2 separate regions of the Homo sapiens genome follow, and region 2 is linked to region 1. A link is a loop called in an ENCODE intact Hi-C map of the cell type or tissue named here. Cell type or tissue: K562. All regions are shown on one strand. Each heading gives the region's core, and the rest is flanking DNA. Links, peaks and the distances in the headings are about the cores only.

The links. Hi-C counts contacts between places; a loop is a spot of excess contacts. Peaks named below come from ENCODE experiments on the same cell type or tissue, not always from the same donor. Only the 100,000 strongest peaks of a DNase experiment are listed, where the experiment ranks them.
Region 2: a loop joins it to region 1, with 2.4 times the contacts of the local background. A loop is called at or near these places in 2 of 110 quality-filtered maps.

Annotation. Positions count from the first base shown.
Region 1 is chr7:42,700,026-42,712,905 of GRCh38, reverse strand. It overlaps LINC01448 (long intergenic non-protein coding RNA 1448), which reads left to right and starts at 6,459. Exons shown (of 3, transcript NR_110833.1): 1 at 6,459-6,675. In K562, for the core only: no CTCF peak of the experiment used is centred there; a DNase peak (open chromatin) is centred at 6,075; H3K4me3 peaks cover 315 bases.
Region 2 is chr7:42,004,226-42,017,105 of GRCh38, reverse strand. All of the region lies in intron 10 of GLI3 (GLI family zinc finger 3), which reads left to right. Among named protein-coding and RNA genes, the nearest start is that of GLI3, 230 kb to the left of the region's middle. In K562, for the core only: a CTCF peak has its summit at 2,283 (motif pointing left); a DNase peak (open chromatin) is centred at 2,275.

The DNA of each region.
Region 1 (12,880 bases), core at 4,852-7,351:
CTTTTAGTGTCCTGTGGCCGCTTCCTTCCCTCTCCTCATGATTTTGAAGACTTTTGCTGTTTACTAGCATCTCTCATGTGAGGTAAAGACAGAAAATAAGATTCAATAGGTTCTTCTGGTTCACACTGACAATTGTGATATTTGTTATGCTTTATATGATCCTTATTTCTTTTTAACTTAGTTGAAGTCCTACTGAAAAAGGTAAATTTTCTTTTTAGTTAATAAGAGAATAGATCTGATCAATATTTAACCATGATAAAAAGGTTCTGAACTTTTTATGTAGGTGCAACAAATTGAACTCCAACTCTGTTAGGCTCTGTGCTGGATGCTTTGAATACGTCACCTCATTTAATAGTCTCAAGGACCCTATGAATGAGTACGTGGTTAATTTTAGTAGTCAACTGGATTAAGGAATACCTAGGAACCTAGGAACCTGGTAAAGCATTATTTTTGGATGTGTCTGTGAGGGTGTTTCCAGAGGGGATTAGCATGTAAGTATGGGTGGACTAGTTGGGGAAGGCCCACCCCCAATGTGGGTCGGCACTATGCAATCTGCGGGAGGCCCGGAAAGAACAAAAACAGAGAAAAGGCAAATATGTGAAGACATCTGCTGAGGCTGAGCCACACTCTTTTGCTCCTTTCCTTGGACAACAACTTCAGGTTCCTCAGCCTTTGGACTCTAAGACTTATACCAGTGGTCCCAGGGTTCTCAGGCCTGCAGCTAGGGACTGAGAGCTGCACTATTGGCTTCCCTGGTTCTGAAGCCTTCAGACTTGGACTGAGCTATGTTACCAGTATCCCAGGGTCTCCAGCTTGTGAGTGGCCTGTCTTGGGACTTATCAGCCTCCATAATCAAGTGAGCTAATTTGCCTAATAAATCTTCTATCTATCTCTGTATCTCTGTATCTATGTATCTATCTACCCATCCATACATCCTATGATTCTGTCTGTCTGGAAAACCCCAACTGATACAGAGTATTTTAAGATGGAATAAACTGAATCTCAGGGACTCGAAGTAACTTGCCAAAGCCTGCCCACAGCTAGTAAGAGGTAGATCCAGAGAGTGCATTTGGTTGTTTGCAAAGCCTCTGCTCATTCCTCATTATCCCTGTGGCTAAGAAATTGCCTAATTACCTGTAGTTGCCCAGGAGGCTCTATTCAAACTCAGACAGTCTCCTAGGCAGAATGACCTTTGTGCTTTGTGCAATTCTGAAGTTCCTGTGATGGCCATTTTGGCTTGGAACTTGCCAAGGATTCTCAGGAATAATTTTGACATGGGAAAACATAGTTAATGGCACCCTAGAAGAGTGTGGAGTTTTGGGTTATAACATTATTGTTTATCCTATCCCTCACTCCAGCAGAAATTTTAGGCTGGAGAATTTGATGGTCCTGTGGCAGGATAGACTCTCATGGGTATACATCGATTCAGAACCCCAGAAAAGGCAGCTGTGGTTGCATAGTTCATGTCCGCCATCTTGCTGCCGTGTCTTCCCCTAGGCAGAGCACCTGCTCATAAAGTAAAGTCTAGGAGCTTGGCTATGATAGTCCAAGGGAGTCTATACTTTGCCAGTACATTTAAGATGATGAAGGCAAGGATGTGCGAGATGACCTCTAACATTCTTTTTGCACACTGATTCAAGTTTCTTGCCATTTGATGAGTGACAGTCTGACTGCCTCTCTCACCTTCCTTTCTGTATTGAGGTAGGTGAGATTTGAGAATGTTGAGAAGGTCCAGCCTTCTCAAATGTGCCCAGTCAGGTGGGACAGACATGCTGTTTCTAATCTGGGTGTTTTAATGTTTAAAAAAATGTACAAGTGTTTCCTTAAACATTATACCATTCAACAGGAATTTAGTAGTAATTCTTTCATATCATTCAGGATTTGAATGTATCAAAGTATATATTTGTTTGAAATCCACTGAGCGATGGTCCCCAGTTATTTGTGTATTGCATTAGTTCTGTGACTGCTGCTGTGTAATAAAAAGAATGCTATTATCAAAATATTTGAGGATGTGGTATTTTCTGGATCCTTTTGGAGATTAACAATGACATAGTCAGAGTTCACAAATTCTACACTTGAGAAGCTTTTTTACGCTTTAATGTTTTCAAGCCTATATGGCCAAGGAATCCATTTTCATGTATAACTATCTATTCACATCCCTCTGTTTTCCAACACACTCTTTGGGAAAGGCTGGGAAATGAGCAACTCATAGGAACAGAAGCCTAGTGATCCCAAAGTCACTGCATGCTGGTCTTGGCTGGGTCCAAGACACATAAAGAAAGCAGACCTTGGCAACCATGCCAGTGTTTAATCCGCAAACTCAGCCCTCCTGCATTATAGTGTGCATTACATGGCTGGACTCTCCACAAAGGTGACTGCCAGGCTGTGCTCCTTTTTAACTCCATAGAGTTTTAATAGAGGGAATAGAATGTCTTTCAGTTTTTGGTACCCAGACTTCACCATCTATAAAATGGGACCTACACTCATGTTTTTTCAGAGGCAGAGTGAATATTAGGTGAAAGGCACTATGAAATCTCAGATAGTGGGGCATTATCTTATCGCTGAGTACAACTCTTAGAGGTAATGACCGCTATTAGTACTGCAAAGGAGGTAAAGCTCATTTAATGCAAAGAAAAGTGATGCTATTTTGAACAACGTTCACACAAGGATACTTCACATATGAATTTAGCTCAAAGTTAGAGTGATAAAGATGGAGACAATAAAATAATTCTACCAGTACGCTGAAAGACCCTGTGCTTGTGCTCATGTTTTATAGAAAGGTGCAGGAATAATAATTTGTTCCCTTTCAGATAGGAGGGTTAATTATTCCCCCATCTCAACCTAAACAAGTTTTTTCTCTTGTTGGGATTAGGATGGATTTAGTCTGCCTTCTGGCACACTTTAAAAATGGATATGGTGCTTATATTACTGCCTAATGAGATTGATATTCAGGAATGTGCAAGATTCTAAATCCACCCAAAACATTGTATCTCCAGAGTACTTAGCTTACCCACAGGAAACATAGAGAAGCTCTTATTCACCCATTTTGCTCAATTATGTCCTGCCTAGTACCAAAAAGAATTAATAGTAGTTTGTAGTAAAATATGAAAAATATTTAAAACAAATTTAAGATTAAGAGAAAATAAGGCAGAAAAAAAAAAGACCAGGCCAGAAATTATGTTAGGAAAAGCAATTTCCATGCAATTCACTACAGTTATAGTTAAAATCCAGAGAGGAGTTTGTGGAAATTGACAACCTGAGTCTAAAAACTTCATTGGACAGTGAAGGGCCACAAATCGCCAAAACAACTTTTTTGAAGAAGAACATCATGAGGGAAGTGTTTGCCCTATTGGATATGACATCTTAGGAAGCTGGAGAGCTTTGTGTAGCATAATGTCAGTGCAGAGCTGGAGAAGTAGGTCACAAATGCACATATTTATGCATGGAAACCTGATCCGTGGCCGAGCTAGCCTTACAAAATGATGGGGAAAAATGCACTGCTTAATAAATACAGCAAGATCAGCTCTCTGTCTTAATGCCCTCAAATCAATTCTGGCTGGAATGTTGACCTAAAGATGACTGAGGAACTGTATGATGCTTGGGAAAAAAATGATAGGAGAATATCTTTATGGTATTAGCTTAGGAGAGGGCATCTCAGACAAAGACAAACAAAAATGTGAAAACGAAAAAATTACAAATGTAACTACATTAAGATCACAAGTTTTGTAGAAAGAAAGGAAGAGAGAAAGAAAGAAGGAAAGAAAGAAGAAAGAAAGAAAGAGGGAGGGAGGGAGGGAGGAAGGAAGGAAGGAAATGAGGGAGGAGGAAACAAGAAAAGAGGGAAGAAAGGAGGAGGGAAGGAGAAATAGACATGGTACTGAGTAGGAGAAAATGTTTCAAAATCTACCCCCAAAACAGATAAACGACAATAATATACAATAAATCATAAATTGTAAGTAGATAGATAATTTATTTATAATATATAAGTTAATAGGAAAAATAAACCTCAAAAAATTGAAACAAGGAAAGAATGAACAAGAGATTTATAGAAGAGGAATCCAAACATCTGAAAAATGCTCAAACTCATTAACGGTGATAGAAATGCACATTAAAACTATAGTAATATACTATGTCACAGCAGATTGGGGAAAACGAGTGAACTAAATACTCTAAATGTTAGAAAAAACGTGGAGAAATAGGAGCTGTCATATCCTGGTGGTGGAATTTAGTGCAATTACTTTGGTGATGGTTATTAAAGGTGAGGATGTGCATAGCCCATGACTGAGCCATTTAACTTTTACGTATGTTTCCTGGAGAAACTTTTGCATATGTGCATATGGAGACACATATAATCAGGTTTCCTGCATAATGTTTATGATAGTAAAATAAATTGATAAAACTTAAAAGTCCATCAATAGGAATATGCATAAATATATATTTTTGTATATTTATACAGTGAAATACTATATACCAGTTTAAAAGACAAAATGAGAGCCACAACAATCAGAATAAATCTCATAAACATAATGTTGAGAGAAAAGTAAGTTTTACAAACATTGACAAATAGGATGCTATTGATTGTTAGTTTAAAAAATAGCACAATAGCACTATGTATATATTATATATACACAAATATATGATAAATTGATCAAAAGGTGCCTAAGAAAGAGAAACATTAAATTAATGATAGTGATTTATGCTGAGGAATGAAAAAGGAAATGTGACAAGGATAGCTACATGAGGATCTCAACTTTATCTGCAATTTTTATTTTATGTAAAAAAATTCCGAAGCCACAAGCAATTCAATAAAAAAGATATGCAAAATATATCAGCGAGTGCTTTATAGAAAAGAAAACATAGATGGCCAATAAAATGATGAAATATTCCACCTCATTAGTAACCATGGAAATTAGAATCAAGGCCAGAATGAAATGTCATTTTTCACCTATTTTATTGGGAAAAATTAAGGAATCTGACTAACCATGTATTAGAGTGTATGGACCAACTGGTGGGAGTGAAAATTGGGACGACCGCTTTGGAAAATGTCTTGGCAGTCTATTAGGAAGGTAGTTATTCATATATCCTATGGCCCAGAAACTCCACTATAAGAAGTACACCCAGGACAATCTCTTGCACAGCACACCAAAAGATACCTATGAGCATGTTCACCAGTAGTTTATCTAATGGTAAAAATGGCAAACAACCCCAAATCATGCAAAATTGAGGCAAGTCTTCACAACAGAACAAGCCAGCATTGAGTGGACCAGAGACATATAACACGCAGTTGAATTTTAGTAATGTAATATTGAGTCCCTGGAACGCGTGTTAGACGACTTCGTGTAACATGATACGCTTTTAATGAAGGTCAAAACAAGTAAAATAATGTATCGGTTGAAAACAACATATTGACTATATATATATATATTATATATATATCATATATATGATATTTTTTATATGTGGTATATATATAATAAAATGTTTTTTAAAAACCAAGAAAGTGACAAACACAAAAATCAGGATAGTGTTTGTCCCGAAGGGGTAGGCAGGAACACAAGATAGGGTGAAGCCTAGTTATTGTTAATGTGTTAAGTTTTTGGATTGCATTGTGGATTCAGGAGTACTCATATTATTCAAAATAAAAAAATGACTACATGAATAAAGTAATCTATAACTAATTGAAAGCCATGAAAGAGCCGAGGATCATATTGTGTCAAGAACCAAGAACTCTGATTAATCTGATTTTGTGCATCTGGAGTTCAATAAAAATAAATTTAAAAAACAGTTAACAGAGACCAATGTTATTTTGATAAAGCAGGCTGGTGGGTGCTGAAGTTTCTTTATAGTTGTCTGTAAGAAAATACCTTACGATTTAAAAAAATAAAAATTCAAGCACATCATACAATCTTTTCCAAAGGTTCCTTTATGTTCTTATTTTTTGTGTGTGTGATATAAACAAAGCCATCTTACGGAAATAAAGAGACAGTCAGATGGGGGGGCCCAGAAAATCTCCAACAGACTTGCGCCCTCGGAGCAATGAGCACTGGGGTGGAGCTACGGCAGTTCCCGCAGTTTGCAATGAGGAGGAGTCTGGCCCCTCCTCTTCCTGTCTGTAGCGTGGGATTCAAGCGGTGAGGCAGGAAGCGCTCTAGCAGAGAACTCTGGCCTCGCGGAGAGTCTCTGTGTCCCCCTTTTCTTCCTTTTCACTCAAACCCTTCTTTACTCTTCAAACCATCTGTAAGCCTAAATTTTTTTTTTTTTTTTTTTTTTTTTTTTTTTTTTGAGACGGAGTCTCGCTCTGTCGCCCAGGCCGGACTGCGGACCGCAGTGGCGCAATCTCGGCTCACTGCAAGCTCTGCTTCCCGGGTTCACGCCATTCTCCTGCCTCAGCCTCCCGAGTAGCTGGGACTACAGGCGCCCGCCACCGCGCCCGGCTAATTTTTTGTATTTTTAGTAGAGACGGGGTTTCACCTTGTTAGCCAGGATGGTCTCGATCTCCTGACCTCGTGATCCACCCGCCTCGGCCTCCCAAAGTGCTGGGATTACAGGCGTGAGCCACCGCGCCCAGCCTGTAAGCCTAAATTTTTGTGGCTGTGGGATGGACAAGGACCCAGTCTTTAGCTGAACTAAGGAAAAGTCCTGCAACAATAAATTTCAGAAGTTTGATCTTAACAGGTACAGAAGTTTAATGCTTTCATAAGATAATAAAATTCATCAGCATTAATGGTATTCATTGCAATCACATGGCTACCTGGAGATTAAGCAAGGATACATAGTAACTAGATCAATTCAGTTCCATTCAATTACAGAAGAATTGAGAGTTCTTTATGTGCGAGGCACTGTGCTAACTTCTTGGGGTACAAAGGCAAATGTGTCCTGTACAGATAGTTCATGGTTTCCTGGCGTTTACTATCACACAGTAGCCTCACGAGCTTTTTGTTTCTCTTTGTTATTTCTTCCCTATCTGTAGATAACATGTATGTTGACAGTGTTCTTGGTATCATGTGCAGGTGGCCATAGGACATAACACATTTGTGTCCCCACACACATACATCCACTTTCTTATTCGATAACATTATTCAAACATTTGCTGAAGTGCTAAGTATCAGACATGGTTGCATACATAGTTAGTTGATTTTGTGCAAAAGGCAAAAGTACTGATGTGAATATATTGCACATTATTTGTTTAATTCCACTGGCGATGCAGATTGAAAATTCTTTCATATTCCTTCTGGGGAGTTCTGCTTACTTTGATGACCTCAGAGCATATGCTGAACTATGGACCTATATTTCTGAATTTTTTTCTCTAACTATACTCAATATGGCTGTGAATGAGCTTTATGTCAATTCACATTGTTAGGCTGCAAAGAACAGAAACCCATTTATGCTACCTTTAGTAATGAGATTATCTTAGGGATACAGAGGAGGAAATGGAATCTCAGAGGAAGAAGTATTTGGAACCAGGCCATGCAGAGAAGAGAGCTGGATGGTGATGGTGTAAGCCAGGTGTCTGGAGGGCCGGGTAATCCTTTTGCTGTCTTATTGCTTTCTGTGGTTGTTGCTGTAATGGCGTCAGAAGTAACCTCTGTCATTATTGAGGAACTCCTGGCAATTATCCTTCCACATGCACTTGTTGCTAAGATTAAATGAGTCAAGAGAGATAAAGCCCTTGAAACAGAGCATGGCATTTTGTAAGTACTGTATATTATTGTTTATTATTATTATTGCTGCCTTAAAGTTTACTCATTACTTGAACTTATTTGGTGCTCCCAACTATTTTCCTTCTCCTTATTTTATCCTCTGCTCAGACTATAAGTGGAGTCTCATTTTCAAACCCCTCAAAGAGGCTATTTCATTATAGTTTTTTTTTTTTTTTTGTCAGGCCAATTCATAATTTACTGGTTACCTTGACTATGGCCATTTGAGATAGCCCATGCAGTTAGGATGGCTGTGAAGCCACAGCCTTGTGGCACAGTGGACGGCTCCCAGCTCACAGGATGACGAAGGGGTCCTTCCTCAGTACTGACTATGGCCTTGGCAGTTTCTTGGATGACTATGACAGGCACTGGAACTGACCTTTTTGGTACAAGCTTACTTTCCCTTGTCTAAATTATTTATCTCAAAAATGTGCTTACTGGAGTCTTAACAACTCTTTAACATGAAGTCAGTGGTACCAATTTGGAGTCATCATGCCCATATACTAAAGTAGCTTTATGATTAGTCTCAAGGTCATTGAGGCATGATTTCTATCTGTGCAGAAAGACTCTAGAGCCAAAACAGTCTGCACTGAGGAAGGAACTCTAGGTTGTTTCATGATTGTACCAAGAGGCTCTGGCTTCCCAGACATCCTGTTCTGGCCCCAGAGTCTTTTTTATACATATAGAACTCATGCCTCAATCAACTTGGGAATAATCATGAGTTAATGTATTAGTAAGACTGAAATAATTCTCAGTAAATTTTGGAGTTACCAAAATTATTTTCTCATAAGAGCCCAACAAAATAGATCTAACACCTGTTTTTCAGTATCCAGATACATTGGAAATATCCTGACAGTTTATTTATATTGGAAATTATATGGGATTTGGGGTCAAAGGACAAGAAGTTGAATCCTGACACTGTCACTCAATAGATGGGTGGTTTTGGGTAATTTAACCTCTCTGAGACTAATTACCTTCATTTCAGAATTTTTCAATACTAGTCATTAGCACAGCCATGCTATAAAAACATGACATAACATGCTAGGAAAAAAAAATAAGGGGCTTCCAAGCCAAAGGCAGAAGATATAGTAGGTTAAAAGAAATGAAAATAAAATTGTAGACTAGGGATTTCATATTACTTTCTGTCATTAATATTTTTAAATTATTTCTGAGAACACGATATAGTCCATGAGGAAGAAAGAGAGTATAGAAATATGACCTAAATATGTGTCAAATGAACAAAACACAACAGAAGGTTTTGTTGTTGACTGTGACTTAATTAATAGAGGCTTTAATCCTTGTTTTCAGTAGGCAGAATGACTAATTGAGTACTAAAGTATCTCTATTATTTTTATTTCTAAGTTCTCAAATTGTACTGATGAGCGAACTGAGGATATGTAAAACCCAGGGGCAAACAGAATTTCTGGTTGGATTGAAGTGTCTTATAGACCAGAGTTTTATTTTGCACAAGGGTATGACTCTTTCCTAATTTATGGACCCTTCAGTTTTTTGTTATTGCCATGTGGTTTTTAAATTGTATTTTTTAATAGGGGTATAATTTGGAAGCATTTGCTCCTTGGAATAAAGATCTTACCTATTAGATTTGCATTAGTTTTTCAGAAAGTGCATTTAGGATAAATGTTAGCTCAAATAGGCTTTCTTCAAAGTTGGCAAAGACAAGGAAGGAGAGAGGTGCAGTGACCCTACTGAACTGTCTGGCCTTCCCACCTGGGCCTGGCCTCCTTGCCTCTTCCAGGAAGGGCCCGGTGCCTGCAGCAGCCTAAGAACAAGCTGCCTGAAATCCAGGTGGAATAAAGGTATTTCTGTTTCCCATCAGCATGTCTTCAGGGCAGAAATTAAAAAATGAAACCTGAACCTAGAAAGCCTCACTAATGGGAACCCCACATTTGGCAGAGCTTTGTTGGGTTTCTCATGGCCAAAAGTATGGGCAACACTTCCCAGCCTCCTTCCTTCCTCCACCACTTTCTTGGCTGTCTATACTCAGGCCATGGGTAACAATCACTGTTATCTCTACCTTCAACCTGCCCAGAAATTATAGCAGAAAAGATAAGAGAAGTTGTGAAGAATGGCTCTATACTGAAGGTGTACGCAGTTGCCAGGAACTATATATAAAAGCTTTTATGTAATCCCACAGCAATCCTACAAATAGTTATGATTAGACTTATTTTACAGATGGAAAAAAAATGAGGGTTAGAGATGTTATTTTAATTAGAAAGCCAAGGTTGCACAGCTAGTAAGTTGCTAATTGTGAGCCAAACTGAGGCCCTTCTGTTTCCAGTGTTCGAGTGCTTGTGAAGCTGCTCTAAGTGGGCAGGGCAAGTGGGAGCCCTTGCCTCTGCAGGGACAGAGCACTGGGGATGCCTGCATGGTGGGGTGCCTGAAAGTCTCTTGAATTTCTAAGCTAGAACTTGCAAATCTGTCCTTATTTCCCCCTACTTCAGAGTTTGCCTACAATTCAGTTGCCTGCTGACTTGGATGAGTACTCAGGGGAATACTTTTGATTTTTGTGTCCTGGGGCTACCTAGTCCAATAATATGGAGTGCTGTGAGAGACACTAGCATAGCTTTTCATAGAACAACCTTCAACAATGTTTAAAGAAACCTGTAATGAAACAACTTGAACCAGCATTACCCCGTTTTGCTGATTTCAGCAAATGGGCCCCAACTTGAAAACATGTCACTATTCAAAGCTCATTTTTAGGTTGGTTGTTTAAAATTCAGATCACATTTTCAGAAATGGTATTATAAATGGCAGTTAGGCTTCCAGGCTACCTTATAAAAACCTACTTACCACATAACATAGCTGGAATACTTTGTATTTATAATAAAAAATGGTAGAGAATAATACTATTGTAATGCTACAAATTAAAATAAGTAATGATGGTGGGCTAATTAACTTTTATGTAATTCGTGTGGCCTCTAGCTTGAGGAAACACAGTGTAACAGCTATGAGCTTGCTCTGGGGTTAGAACATCTGGTTCAAATACTAGCTTTATGGCCTACTTATTGGTGTGACCAAGGGACAAGGTATAACTCACTGAGCCTCAGTTTACTCAACTATAAAATGGGGATAAAAACACCTCATAGGGTTGATGTGAGCATTAAGTGAGATAATATGTCTAAAGCGTTGGTGTCATAGAGCTTGACACCTACAAAGTTCCTGGGGTATGATAACTGTTGTGGACATGATTGATACCTGCTGATCATTAAGTCCTTCCCACTGAACGGACACTGTGCCAAAGATGTTGCCTACAATTTAAACCTATTAGCCCAGTGAGGAATTAGTCCCATTTTTACAAATGTGTGATTGAGGTGCTCTGAGATTAAGCAACTTGCCCAAGGTCACATCAAAACATGTCAACTTGTCTAGACCACAGGGTACCCAGATATTTGGTCACACGTTATTCTGGGTGTGTCTGTGAGGATGGTTCTGGATGCAATTGACATGTGAATTGGTGAACTGAGTAAAGCACAGTGCCCTCCTCAATGTGTGTGGGGCTCATTGAATCTGTTGAGGGCCTGATTGGAACAAAAGAGCTGAGGAAGGGAGAACTCTCTCTCTCTCTGTGAGTGTCTTTGAGCTGGAACAGGGCTCTTCTCCTGCCTTCAAACTTTGACTGGAAGTTATGCCATCAACTCTCCTGCTTCTCAGGGCTTCAGACTTGGACTGGAATCGCATTATCAGCTCTCCTGGGTTTCTAGCTTGTCAACTGCAGATCTTGGACTTCTCAACCTCCATAATCTCATAAGTCAATTTCTTATAATAAATCTCTTTAGGTAATGATAGATGAAAGATAGATGGAGGGATAGATAGATAGATGAATAGATAGATAGATAGATAGATAGATAATCCTATTGGTTCCATTTCCTGGGAAAGCTTTGATGAATATAGTCACAGAGATGGAAAGTGAAAGAATGAGGCCTGGCATCCAGGTCTATAGGTTTGAAAGCTGAGAATCCTCTGAGGTCTGGCTGTGACTCCCTTTGGGTCCATGGTTGGACAGCCCAGTTCTTACTCTGTGCCGGGTGGCACTGCCCAAACCAGGAATGGGGACTGTCAGGATTATCAGGGCCAGAAAGAAGGAGGAGAAATAGGAAAGAGCAAGTAATCATGTGAGCCAAGGCAGAAATGGGTCCCCAGTTCTTATCAATTGTTGCTTAATTTAACTTTGGAGTTTCACCAAGTTTTATCAAAGACTCCTTTCAACTTCTTCCAAAACTTGATGGTAGGAGCCAAAAGTCCTTCAAGGTCACATGACTTTATGGCCTCCAGCACCATGCCTGGCACATAGCAGGTATACGAGAAACCCCATTAACTCTGAGTAAGATGTCACAGCACTTACATAATTTTTCTGCTATTTCCAATGACTTCAGATTCATTGGGAAGCAGTAATGAAGGATTTGATTTCTAGAGGTCTCTTATCTGTCAGAGCTCCACATTGCCACCACCTACCTTCAAAGTGACTTCTCTATTAGGGAGCAGGGGGACGGTTTCGCTAACCATAGATGCTAAGACAGAAATTTAAAAATGCAGTACTCCCACGCTGAACCCAAGTTCTATGTTTTCCCTGACCAGAAGGAGTCTCTCTCCCACTTTACTCACTTGGCTCCCAGCTTTTCCATTTCAGGAACTGATCCTCACCAGATGGTGTTTAACTATTGTCAATGCAATGATTATGTTTATTTATCTAAATGTCCCTGAAGCTTCGACTGATGAACTTGGCTTTATTCATCTCTCTTCTGACTCAGTAAATTCTCTAGAATATAATATTTACAATCTAAGCTTAATAGAACCTCACGACATTGAAACATGATATGATTTTTTAAAACACAGATTAATAAATAAATCAGTACAAAAATTAAATACATGAGGATGAAGAGAAAGAAAGTGATCACAGAAAATCTGGAAAACAAAAAAGTAAAAAGCAGATGAAGCTTTCTTAAGTAGCACAAGCTAAAGAGAACAATGACCATTGGCACTCTGCAGTCATGCTTTCTGCTCTGTTATTTTTAACTTTTTATTGTTTTTGTTTGTTTGGTTAACATGGTTTCTTTTTCCTTTGCCAATTTGTAATAAATGAAGTAAAAGAGATTTTGTTAGAGTATTAACATGAGGTTCAAAAGTATCTGCTGCTCCTTCTGTTTCTTCGGACCAGCCTCGCT
Region 2 (12,880 bases), core at 984-3,483, 690 kb after region 1:
ACAAGCCAACATTAGTGGATCAGCCATTTGCTCAACAGCTCTTGATGAGATGTGCAGAGCCCTGGCAGGTGCTACATGGGCTGGGGACAGCCCATGTGGTACCCACAGCCCCAGCTTTGTGGTGGACACATGATTTACACCCTCAAAGACTGGACAGTCTGACTGGGAGGAGGAGATAAGGAAACATAAAAGCATAGTGAACAACAAGAGGTGAAACATAAAGAAGCCATAATTGTGTATTGCGACTCTATGGGCTGAGAGAGGGAGGAGTACAGAGGAATACTGGAAAAGACTCCTAGGAAACAGGTGGAAAATATGGTTAGGGTCAAAGTAAATCATGCAGGTAAACTTTTGAGGCCTGATGAAATGATGATGGTGGTGATGATGATGATGATGATGATGGTGGTGATGATGATGATTTGAGAAGAATTAGCACCTGATTTGAAGGAATAATTTTGTTTCCCATCATTACCCAGTGGCAGTACAGTGTGAATGTGTTTCAAAGCAGACAGACCTGGGTTCACGGCCTGCTCTGCTCCCAAGGAAAATAGTGACTTTTACCACATAAAACGGTGAGGGAATTAGCTAAAAAAGTTATACTCAATAAAATGTTAGTGATTCTGCTTACGAGAGAAAAATGTCAAGATATTTAGAGGCTGCTGTGTCCATGCATGTCACGTATAAAAGCAGGGGTTAGGTTAATATTCAGGCAGTGTTGGGGTTGGTATGTCAGCATGAAATTAGTAATTGCAGAAAGATGTCGATAGGCCCCCAGTTCATGAAACACTGCAAGAGAAGAACTGGAGCGGCGCTCTGGGTTCATTTCTTCCATTGCAGGTTCTTCCTTGTGCTTTTCTGCAGTGCGGAGATTCCATCTCTCCTGTTCATGTGTCCTGACATCCTTCTGGAAATTTTCTTCGGTGGTTACACCAAACCAAGGTTTCTCCACTGTAGCACATAAGGGCAGATCATTCTCTGGCGTTGGGGGTTGTCCTGGGCATTGTAGGGTGTTAAGCAGCATCCCAGGCCTCTCCCCATGAGATGCCAGTTCTTTATAGTGGGAGGCTGTCCTGCGCATTCCCTCCCTCGTCATGACAACCAAAACTGTTTCCAGACATTGTCAGATGTCCCTGGGAGACAGTATTGCCCCCAGTTCTGCCCTAAATATTTCCTCTTGTCGCGTAGTGTGGAGAAAGAAAAACACACGTAAGAAAAACAAAAAAAAATTGTGATTAAAGAAAAAGTTTCTCCTGTTTAAATGTTCTTTAGAATGTTCAGATTAGAAATAAGAGATGATCTCATTAAAATGTCTCTAGTAAGAAGCTACTTAAATATACCTATGTGTGGGGGGGTGGGTGTGTGTGTGTGCGTGTGTAAACTGGCAGAGCTTAATTTAAAAACCACATTTGCTAAGGTTAGGCACACAGTAGTTCTCAGTAAGGCCCATAACCAGCCAAGCCCGTTTTCTTGGTGGAGAAACTCCATCACTATTTTTTTTTTCAGGCCTAGGGAAGTCACACAGACTCCAACTTCTGAGATCATAGCAAGCAGAGTTGGAGATCAGGCTCCTGCTTTGACATAAAACAGAGCTCCGGGAACAGAAAGCAGTTTTCTAATGCGAGGACTTTTTTTTTAAGATTTGGGGATATTTAGGCTTCTCTGGGATTAGCCAAATACTACCATGGAGGCATTTTTATTTTTTCTAGAACAATTAATGTTGCAAGAGAAGAGAACTGTAAATGGGATATCCTCAGGAGACAATGTGTAAGCCAAGGCCTTAAACTTAAACCAACTCCACCCGACCCCACCCAGTTACCAGTAAAACCAGCATTAATCAGTGAGTGGGGGATGGGAAGAACACCAGATAATGTGTTGGAGATCTGTCTTTCATTCCTACATCTGCCAGAAACTGTTTCTGAATTTAAGTAAGTCACCCTGCAGTAAATCCTCCGTGTCTCATCTGTAAAGTGGAGATAATAATATCCATTCTAGGTTCTTCACTGGGTTTTTTAATTTGTTTTTTGTTTATGAGGATAGAATGAGATCCTATAATGGAAGTACTTTGTAAACTCAAAAGCTTTATTCAAACATAAGGAAAAATCCATAGCAAGTAGTACTAATAAACTCACTCAACTGAAGAATGGAGAGATTAAGTGCACTTTTATGAACATTTAAAAATAGTCATAAGTATACCATTGATTTCAGTTGCACAGGCTCGCCTATGCAGGCTGCTGTTCATCTTACCTGTTTACTCATCTGCTGTTGATCCATCGTCACCACCTGGTGGCCACTACAGAAATTGCAGGCATAGCAGCTAGAAGAAAACGCTTCATGCATGTCCGATCTAGGGTGCTGGGGTTGGGGGCTATCCCTTTGAGTAAGGGGAGCATACAGGGCAGGCTGTTATGAGTACTATCGATGTACAAGCAGGACAGTGGGAAAATGAGTAAGGTGAAGGCACAGAAGAAGGAATGAAAGATACATCTCATGGAGATTGGATATGAGCATGGTATGGAATAAACTGGTGGATGTAAACACAGAAAGACCATTGCAGAAAGGCATTGGGGATTCTATGTGGAGAAGACAGCAGGAAGAAGTTAAAGGGTACAGAAAGTATGGGAAAATTTTATCTATGATTATAGCTAATATAATAAAAGACTGAGGTTTTTGGCATCTCTTTGAATTAGAAATATAATTACAAATGATTTGTTTTATGCTTTTTGGTTGAAGAGTGGTATGATAAGTAATGCAGTTAGAGCAGAACCAAAGTATGTCCGGAAGGCAGAAGGGTAGTGGGTAGTAAGATTAAAGAGCCGAGTAGCACCATGTCATGGGAGATGTGATTGCTAGACTAGGAGTCTGACTTTTATTCCAGGTGGAGTAAGGATAATTAAATGCTTTTGATGAGAGGAATGGCTTGAGCCAGCATCAGCTTTAGAAAGATGGGGCTGAGCCTTGCAAAACCTGGCAAGTTGCAAGTACAGTGTATTAAAGAGGGCAAGGTTAGACTGGGGTAGGGCCAGAAGTGAGACTCTGCAGTGGAAGTTATTTGAAATTATTTTTTAAAATTTGGGAGGATAGTTTGGAGATGTTTTACGAGTACAGTTTGAGCAGCTGATGTGGATGTTCTGCATGATATCCAGAGAGAAGTCAGAAGCTTCAGGGCTGCTGGCTGAGTGCTGGGAGGAGACGTTACCCATGGAACCTCTGTGTCTTGCCTGTGTGGCATCAGGCTCTTTACCAAAGGGTACTAAGATTCTGCTATCTTTCTTTAAAACAGGATTATCAGGGTCGTTGGGATAATTATCTCTGATAGTTTATGGGAGATACCTACTACAGTGCTAGTCAAGTTTTTAGAGCCAGTTAGCTTTTATTGTGATTGTTATCATTTTTCCTTTGTCATTATTTTGCTTTGTGCAAAATAAGATGTGCCAGGCCAAGCGAGTGGCACATGCCTATAATCCCAGCACTTTGGGAGGCCGTGGTGGGAGAATCACTTGAACTTAGGAGTTCAAGACCATCCTGGGCAACATAGCAAGACCCTATCTCTACAAAATAACAATAATAATACTAATTTAGCCGAACATGGTGAGGCACACCTGTAGTCCCAGCTACTTGAGAGGCTGAGGTGGCTGCAATGAGCTATGATTGCACCACTGTACTCCAGCCTGGGCAACAGAGTGAGACTGTCTCAAAAAAAAAAAATAAGGTGTGTCTTATTTTCTAGTTATGAATATATAATCCTGTGGCACACAGGCATCACCTGGCAAATAGTTCCATACATCTACAGTGGCCACTTTTCTTCCAATCAGGGCAGGATTGTTTTGGACGAATACAGAGAATGAATATTCAAAGCATTAGGTCTGGTGGGCTTAGACAAATAAAATAGACAGGTAGGTCAACCACATTTTATTTCTAAGTGGTGATTCAGATGAATGGGATGTAGTTCCTGATCTGTTTGGCAGGAATGAAAATGTCTTTCTAATCAGGAAAACAAAACTGCACCAGCTGTCTTCTGTTAGATTCACAGGACTCTCTCCGGTCAACCATGTCTCTAACATAACCGGCCCAATCTTATCTCGGCTGCTCTACCTGCCTAAAGGGACATGGTGTTTCTTTAGGCTCTCCCTTGTGCTTCAGCACATGTGACCTGTCCCAAGGAGCTCTCTAGGACATGCGGGAGAGCCCAGTTTGTGAAGAGGAGGTCTTCCTGGTGGCCTTTCCTGGGGGCAGGGAGAGTTTGCACAGGTTCCTCTGGTGCAGTTTCTACCACAAGATAAAGCAGTCAAGCTGCAAGTGAAACACAGCCCTCACTGTATTCCTCCTCGTGTTTAGCAGAGATAAACTTCACTGGAATCTCAGTACTGAGCCATTTGGCTTCTGGCTGTAGCTTTAATTGATATAATGCAGATTTTTTTTTTCTTGATCAAGAGGGGATTATTCTTGTTATCAGTCCAGAGCATCTTATTTTAAGATGAAAAGCCTTTACGGAATTACAGATGCCAGCACTTGTACAAAGCTTTTTGGCGATTGACAACTCAAAGAGAAAGTATGATTTATTAGCCTATAATGGCTAACCCTGAGCAATGGTCTAGGTCCTACTGATTTGTGAAATTGCTTAACGTGAACTGCCTTTTTATGCTACACAAGCCCCAGGTTACTCAAGTAAATGTAGTGTCTGCATTACATGAAATGTTACAGGAGAGAGAAGAAGAAAAGGGAGGGGGGAGAGGAGCAAGGTGGATTCTAAAATCCATCTTGGTGGTGCCTTTTACAGTAGTTTGGCTGATAAGCCGGCAGAGGAAAGATTAATAACGAGGCTTGTCGCTATCAGTACCTGCTTGTCGATTCTCTGTAACAGGGCTGTCTGTTCAGCATGGAAATTATTGATTAAATAAAAATGGCTATTAGATTGTGACGTGATCCATAATCACAAACAATGGTGGACATTCCTCTCTTAGATCCTCGGCCATGCATCAAGTCGTTTCTTTTTTCCCCTGGCCGTAATTTATATTGCGCTGACACTTGGGCTCATTAGGTTTATCCTTTCTGCTCAGAGGCACGAGCGGTGAGGACCAGCAGGAAGTCGGGGAGGAAGAGAGGAGAGATGATGGCCCCGGCCAGGGATCTGGCCAGTGTACTCACTGGGCTAGCATAAACATGTTGCAGTAAAATACATATCACATAGCAGTTACCATTTTGTCCATTTTGAAGTTTGCAGTTCTGTGTGGCATTGAGCGCAGTCACAGTGTTGTGTAACCGCCAACACTGTCCACTTCCAGGACATTTTGATCACCCCACAAGGCAGCTCTGTATGCATGAAGCGGTTACCTCCCATTCCCCCTCCCCGCCAGCCCCTGAAAACCACCAACCTGCCTTCTGTCTCTATGGATTTGTTTATTCTGGATATTTCTTATAAATGAAATCATACAAAATGTGACCTTTTGTACGATGTCTGCCTTTTTTGCACTTACCATGTTTTCAAAGTTCATTGATGCTGTGGCAGGTATCAGTGCTTTGTTCTTTTTTATGGCTGAATAATATTCTCTTGGATGGCTGGCTATACCACACTTTGTTTATCCGTGCATCCGTTGATGGATATTTGAGTTTCTACTTTCTGGCTATTGTGTTACTATGAACATTCATTTACAAGTTCATGCTTGAACACCTGTTTTCAGTTCTTTTGGGTATATCCCTAGAAGTGGGATTGCTGGGCCATATGGTGATTCTCTTTGCTTTATTTCAGAAACTGCTAAAGCTATGGCAGGGTTTAAGCTGTAGGCTCTGCCTTTTTCAGGTGGTCTCACCTTTAACTTCATTCTGCTTCCCTCAGTACCACCCCTTCTTGCCTGAGTGCTGCCTAAGCTCCCCTGGGCTGGGGACTCAGTCTGGCTGTGGAGTGCTCTATGACACTGCTATCTGTGGGTACACAGGCATTACCCAGCAAATAACTCCATACATCTACAGTGGCCACATCTACAGTGGCCACATTTCCCCTAAACAAAGTGGGACTGAATAGTCAAAGCATTAGGCTAGGTGGACTCAGACAAATAAAATAGACTGGTAGATTGACCACATTTTATTTCTAAATGGTGATTCAGAGGAATGGGGTGTAGGTTCTGTTCTGTTCTGTAGGAATGAACATAATCCTCTTTTAGTAGCTGGTTTGTGTCCTCCTTCCTGGACATTATTGCTGTGGTCCCTCCTAGTTGTGGAATCTTAAAAATGACCTAACCAACTACAAGGAGGTCTAGCAAGGCTAAAAAACATATTGAAGGCCACTAAACTCATTAGTGAGTGGTTTGCTACTGATTAATCAGTTTCCTCATACACAAATCATATTGTTTTAATGGCTGCTTGGTGCATATAAGGAAGGTTTGGCCTTTAGATGTTCTTAACTATTAAATGTATGCATTTTATTATCTCACACTTCACCCCAACAAAGACAGTCCCCTTCCCCTGTCCACTTCAGTCAAGTTGCCTCAAGTTTGATATTTTCCCACATGTTTATGGCCAGTTAGATACCATTGAAAGCGAATATAACACTTCATCAGAAACTTCAGACTCTTTGATCAAAACACAGGTGAAAATCACATGCTCATCTATAACTGAATATTTCCACTCAGGCTGAAACCCATGAACTCATCCAGAAGAGGCATCTGTCTATTGATGTGGTCAGGTGTGCTATCGATTATCCTAAACTTAAAGCTGGAAGCAACACTTAGAAGAAGCATAACTTCTTAACTTGAACCTCCAAGCTCCCAGTGCACTCCCCTACCCAGCCCTGTGTTATTTACCGTCCCACTTTAAGCCGCAGCCTCACATGGAGAGAGGCAGAGATGAGGCTTCTCCAGAGGGAAACAGCTCTCAGGGCAGCCTCTGGAGCCTCGTGCAGGCACAGGAGCAGGTGCCCAGGAGCAGCTCCGAGTGTCAATCCTGGCTTCCCTGGGGGCCTTGTTGAATAGCAAGAGACTTTGGAGAAAGTGCTGCAAGTCAGTTGAGGATCATTCCAGAAAGCCACTGTAAGCATTCATGGATTATCTAAGAAAGAAAAGACCAAGTTTGAAGAATATAGATCTCAATGGAATTCTTTGATAAAGTTAGATACATACAAAAGATTGAAAGAAAGTAAATATGTGGAAATAAGAAAGAACTAGTGACATAGACTTACCTGAACATATCCAGTCCACTGGGGCTACTGTGGGTCCTGATGGCCACAGAGAGGATGCTGTGGGATCCAGGAACGGGGAGGCACATCCCTTGGAATGAATGGTTTACAATCAACGAATGGCAGTGAAAGCAAGCAGCTCACTTCCTCGTTTGCTCATCTTCTGTGTTGGTCCAAGTGAATGTTCATTTGTTCATTTTGTTATTTGTTTGGAACGAGAACTGAGAGGACAGTGATGACGCCGATGAGACCCGTTCTCCTGGGGCTTCCCATTGGGAACAGAGACAGCAGGAAAAGGAAGCATGCGTGCCCAGCTGACACAAGAGTAAGATCGTTGATTGGTAAGGGAGTCAGAGGCCAGTTGAGTGGCAACGTCAGGACTGCAATTCCTTACAAATGGCACGATGAACCAATATCAGAAATTTTTGATCAATTACAAAAAAAAAAAAAAAAAAAAGAACAATTTGCTGGGGGAGATAGAAAGTGGTGACTATCGTTCTGTACTTTCAAAGGGGACAAGAAAATGAATTCAGAAAGTTCCAAGGGTAGGGTCAAGTCAATTCTAGAGAAAACTCTATTTTTATTATCATAAACGTGTTGTCCTGTTATAAGATAAAATGGTGATCATTGATACCCTCTGGGTTCACTAAGAAAACTGTCACACTAGACCGGGCTGATATTTTCTTTCACAATATCATTAGACTGGTTGTTCAGGAAAATACAGTAAATATGATTGACGGGACTTCAGCAAAACCTTTAATAAGAAACTACGGCCAAGGCAGAGGAAGATGGTTGTGTTAAACAGCAGTTAGGAGATGTAGTTGTTGGGTGGATGATAAGGGCATGGCTTGGCATCAGTCAAGGGAGCTGTTTCTAGAATCGTGCTGCTGGGCTGGGCTCCCAGCCCTGGTCTGCATAACAATTTGGTGTACCTGTTTCCAGGATGAAGTTGTGGAGTGCAATTATCATCAGAGTTGTTTGTGAGGAATATTTATATCCAGTTAGTGACTGAATCAGGATCCTCAGAGATCTTGAAAAATAAAAAACATGAAATAGCTCTAAGGAGATTAAAAATTATGATAACAACATAGGACCTTTAATCAACTATAAGTTCACTATTACAAGACAAAGATAGTTTCCACCAAGCCTAGCTAATGTGATTCTCAACTATAGAAATAGAAGTATGTTATTAGAATTACACTCAAAGTATCTCTGGAAAAGAGCACCTTAGTCTGGCACTCCACTTTCTAAAGATACACTGATGTATAGGCATTGGATCAGGTAGAGAAAGAACCAGACTTGCCTCGTGTAGAGTGGTTGACAGAACCAGATAAGAAGGTGTGGTTTGCGCCTATAGTCCCAGCTACTTGGGAGGCTGAGGCTGGAGGATTACCTGAGCCTAGGAGTTCAAGGCTGCAGTGAGCACTTGTGAATAGCCACTATGCTCCAACCTGTGCAACATAGGGAGACCCCATCTCTGAAAAAATAAAGAAGAACCAAGGAAGAGAAGTTTTGCAAGTTGAAGGTGGGCAGAAAGTGCCAAGGGACATGATAACTGCTTTCAAATATTTGTTGGTGGTTGGCTGTCCTGTGGGAGCTGCATCCAGCTTGTCCTCAATGTATGGATCAAAGGTCCAATGCATGGAAACCATAGGGAGACAGATTTAGGCTTGGTATAAGGAAAACCGAATTGTCCTCTGAGACCCGTCCAAAATGTTTACCCAGGGGAAAGGGAGCTCCTGTACTGCAATGTGAGGTTGTTTAAATTGTACACCATGGGTGTGGGGTATTATAGAGGTAATACAGAGCATCCAGTGGGTTGCTGGACTAGATTTACTTAGTCCCACTCGAACCTGAGTGAAATTCTTTATACCGCAGAAGTTTCTTGCAAGCCAGTTACATGCCTATGTTTAAAGTAGGGACTCATTTTCATTTGTTCTCAACAAAGAACAATATCATCTCAGTTTTATAACACTCCAGCAGTTTTTCCTCTCCATCTAGGTCAAGACTTTTCCTTCTTTATTTTAATTTTTTTATTATAAAACATATTACTACTTAGTAAAACAAACTAGGCCGACATACTGTTTGAAAGGGTGAACCTCTGAGTTCCTCAGGTAACTGACATGGGGTAAGAATGTGGGTACTGTGAGGCCTCAGTTTTTCCTTGTATACCAGAGCCACCTCTATTGTAAAAACTTCTTAGATTTTTTTAGTTTTTCTCACTTCATTTTGATGTAACCATTCCTGCTATGGGTATTACATATGAAAATTCCCATATAATTTTCTTTAGAAATTAGTCTTGTGCTGTGAGTGCTTTTGTATCACATACATTTTATTCTGAGATCCTTTGAGATAAAAACATTAGTGCCGAGCTTATTGAGAGGTAAATAATCAAGTACTTTGAGAATACCAGGAAAGGCGTTTTTTTCCTCAATAAGTACTTCTTTTTCTCTTGGGTTTGCACTGTGGAAATGTGTGCCCTAACTCTTAACCTGAAGGATATAAAACTTGGTGTGATCATTGAGTTTTTAAAATCACTTTTTTTAAACTGCAGTCCTTAGCAGAGTGCATCTCAATCTTGTTTTTATTTCAAGCACATAAGAGATGACATAAGAACTTTTAACTTGGCTGAGCTCTTTCTCATTCTGTCTGTTGCGTAGCAATATCTTGCTGTTGGGTTCTTTTTTCTTCCTTCCTTTTTTTTTTTTTTTTTTTAAATTTCCTCCTTAGCATCATTATCTTGGTAATTCACTTCACTCTATTCCCCTGTGTTCTGGGTGGAGCTAAGATATCTTTGGTGGTGTTGGTCAACTGGCCCTTCATTTTCCTTCTCTCCTTCAAGAATTTCGAGTTAAGAATGAACGTTTCCTTTTGAGAGATTGTTGGCTCTAAGCTGAGGCTGAGCTAAAAACACCTGGGAGAGCCTCACCTGCTGCCTGTGGAACCCAGCCACATTTCTGTTGCCTGAGAAATGACCCAACCCTGTTATCACTTCCACTTCCTAATGCTTTTATTGTCAGGAACTCCTGAAATGTATTAAGAAATTTAGAAACTAAGAAATGAATAAAAAGAACCAAATAGAAATGAACTGGTCTTTAAGTCCTAAGAAAGTGCTCTGTGAAATGCACTTACCAGGGCCTCCCTGGCAATTCCTGTTAGGGATCCTGTAAGTGTCAGAAATGTCTCCCCCTGAGAAACTTGGGCTCTACCTGGCTGGGTCACTTGAAGTTATCCATGTTTCCCTGGAATAGCACATTCCTGACTTGGGAATAAACCTTACTGTCCCTAGCCCCCAAAATTAGGAGTTGTAGTCCTTGTCAGAGCCTTTTGGGCCTGTCCCCTGATAGGATATCTGTAGCCTCATACACATGCAGGTTCACACACTGTATATCTCAATATTTAGAAGCTGTAAGCCAAGCTCACAAGCTGATAAATGAATGAAATGTTTCATACTTTGTCTAATACACCTGCATTGTGACTAGGGAGGGCAGGTTTCATAGAGAATTCTTGGACTCCTCAGAGTTCTCTGCCAGCACGTGGTGGCCCAGGGACAGTTGTCTCCCAGCCCACCCTCTTCTCCTCCCACTCTTGGAGATGTCTGTTCCTGAGCCTCACTCCAGAGCTGAGGAATAATTCCTGTGCATACAGAGATCTGAGAACCACTGCCCCCACTAACTCTGCATTGAGGGAAGCACCAGGCAGCCTGTGCCCCATTGGAGCCTGAAGTCTGGCAGACAACAGACAGCCTTGTTCTGGGCAATGTTGCCCTTCGAGCTCGGGTATCCCTTATACTTTTTTAAGTACAGGGGGATCCATATTCTAGTTTAGAATTTGTTCTCTGTGTCATTTGCTAAACTTATTTTATCTTTTGAGGGATGATATATTCAAATTAGGGATAAGTGGCAAAGCAACAAGATCCTTTATGGTAGAAACATGCATTTGGTTGGTTCTAAGAGTTGTAACATCATTTCGCTTATGGAGACCATGCTGAACTTGGGACTATTTCTAGAGAATAATGTGAGATACCCATCCCTCACGCCCTGAAAACAGCCTCATCCCTCTCCCCTTCCTCAACTCCTCTCACTAACTAGTGTCCTCCAGAGGACTCCAAGGGGAACCCTGTCTTTGGTCTTTAGAACTCGAGAGGAACAAAACAAGGAAAGAGAAATTGAACAGGAAGTTAGAGAGATAGTAAAATAATATCCTTTGTCTTCATACGCTTCCCTCCCTTCCCACGTCGGGCAGTGGTTAATGCTGCAGCAGAGCCCAATGGGTCGGTGTCTGAACAGTGGACAGGAGACCTGGGGAGGCGAGCACCTGGGCTGTATTCTAGGGAGGCAGGTATCAGCTGCTCCCTGCCAAGGGTACAAAAGGCAGCACCGTGTTCACTCAATGGACCCCAAAATTTAGAGGAGGTCCATCCAGACATGACTCTGAATCTGTGTGTGTGTGTGTGTGTGTGTGTGTGTGTGTGTGTGTATGTGAATTCAGGATAAAAAATGTTTTTTAGCAGTTAAGCACTTTGCACCACATCCATCCATCTATCCATCCATCCGTTCTTAAATTTTGACGTTCTAAAATATGGCAAACATTATAGTCACATACGGTAGAGAGCCCTTAAAGAGACCACGCTCACCAAAGCATTCAATAAGGGGAACATAATGAGGCTTACTAAAGCAACAGGGAAACGGTAAGGTTCAGATAACTATTTTTTTAAAGCCCAAATCCATAATTCCTTCAAAAGCAGTTAAAACCAGAGGCAACTTTTATTAAAATATTAATATTTTAAAATATTTTTGTCTTCATGTATTTCTAAAAATTGAGTCTGTACTTCATGTGTTGGTTCTGTGAGTTTCTATTTTGTGTCTTGCTTTCATCATATGTATGTGCCATCATCACTGAATCGTTGTGTGTAATTTACGGTTTTTCTCACCACTCTTTTTGCCATCAGAAATAATAAACCTCTTTGTGTAAAATTCTTTGTTCCTAATTTGGATTGTTCCTTTCAGATATAATTTTTAAAACCAAATAACTGAGTTAAACAGATGAATTTTAGAATGATTTGAACTAAATTTAAAAGAATATACCATTCGGATTTTGCCTGGAATGTTACTAAAGCCTTGAATTGAAAAGAATATCATTCTCTAAAATCCAGTTTCCTGGCCCAGCACGGTGGTTTATGCCTGGAATCCCAACACTTTGGGAGACCCAGGTGGGTGCATCGCTTGAGCCCAGGACTTCAAGACCAGCCTGGCAACATAGTGAGACCCTGTCTCTATTTTAAATAATTTTCCTTTAAATTCAGTTTCCCCAGATAATAATGGAGTATATATTTTTTTCATTTTCTGAGCTTTCTACCTTGATTTACCTCATATTTCATTTCTGGCCTATTCCTAGGTAGGAAGTTTTTTTCTGTATGCATTTTTCCTTTCCTGGTCATTGCTTTTAATAGCAAAGGTATACTGGGTTTTTGTTTCTTTTTATTTTATGTGCAATCAACTTATTGAATACTCTTGATATTTCCTCATGCCTCTGTATTTTATGTCTTGGGTTTTCTAATAATACACTCCTGTGATCTGTAAGTAAGAATAATTTTATCTTGTTAAATATCAGATACATATTTATCTAAAATATCAGATACATATTTCATTTATGTCTCATTGCATTGGATAGATTTCTTGGCATTGTGTTAGATAATTGTGTTGGTTGTAT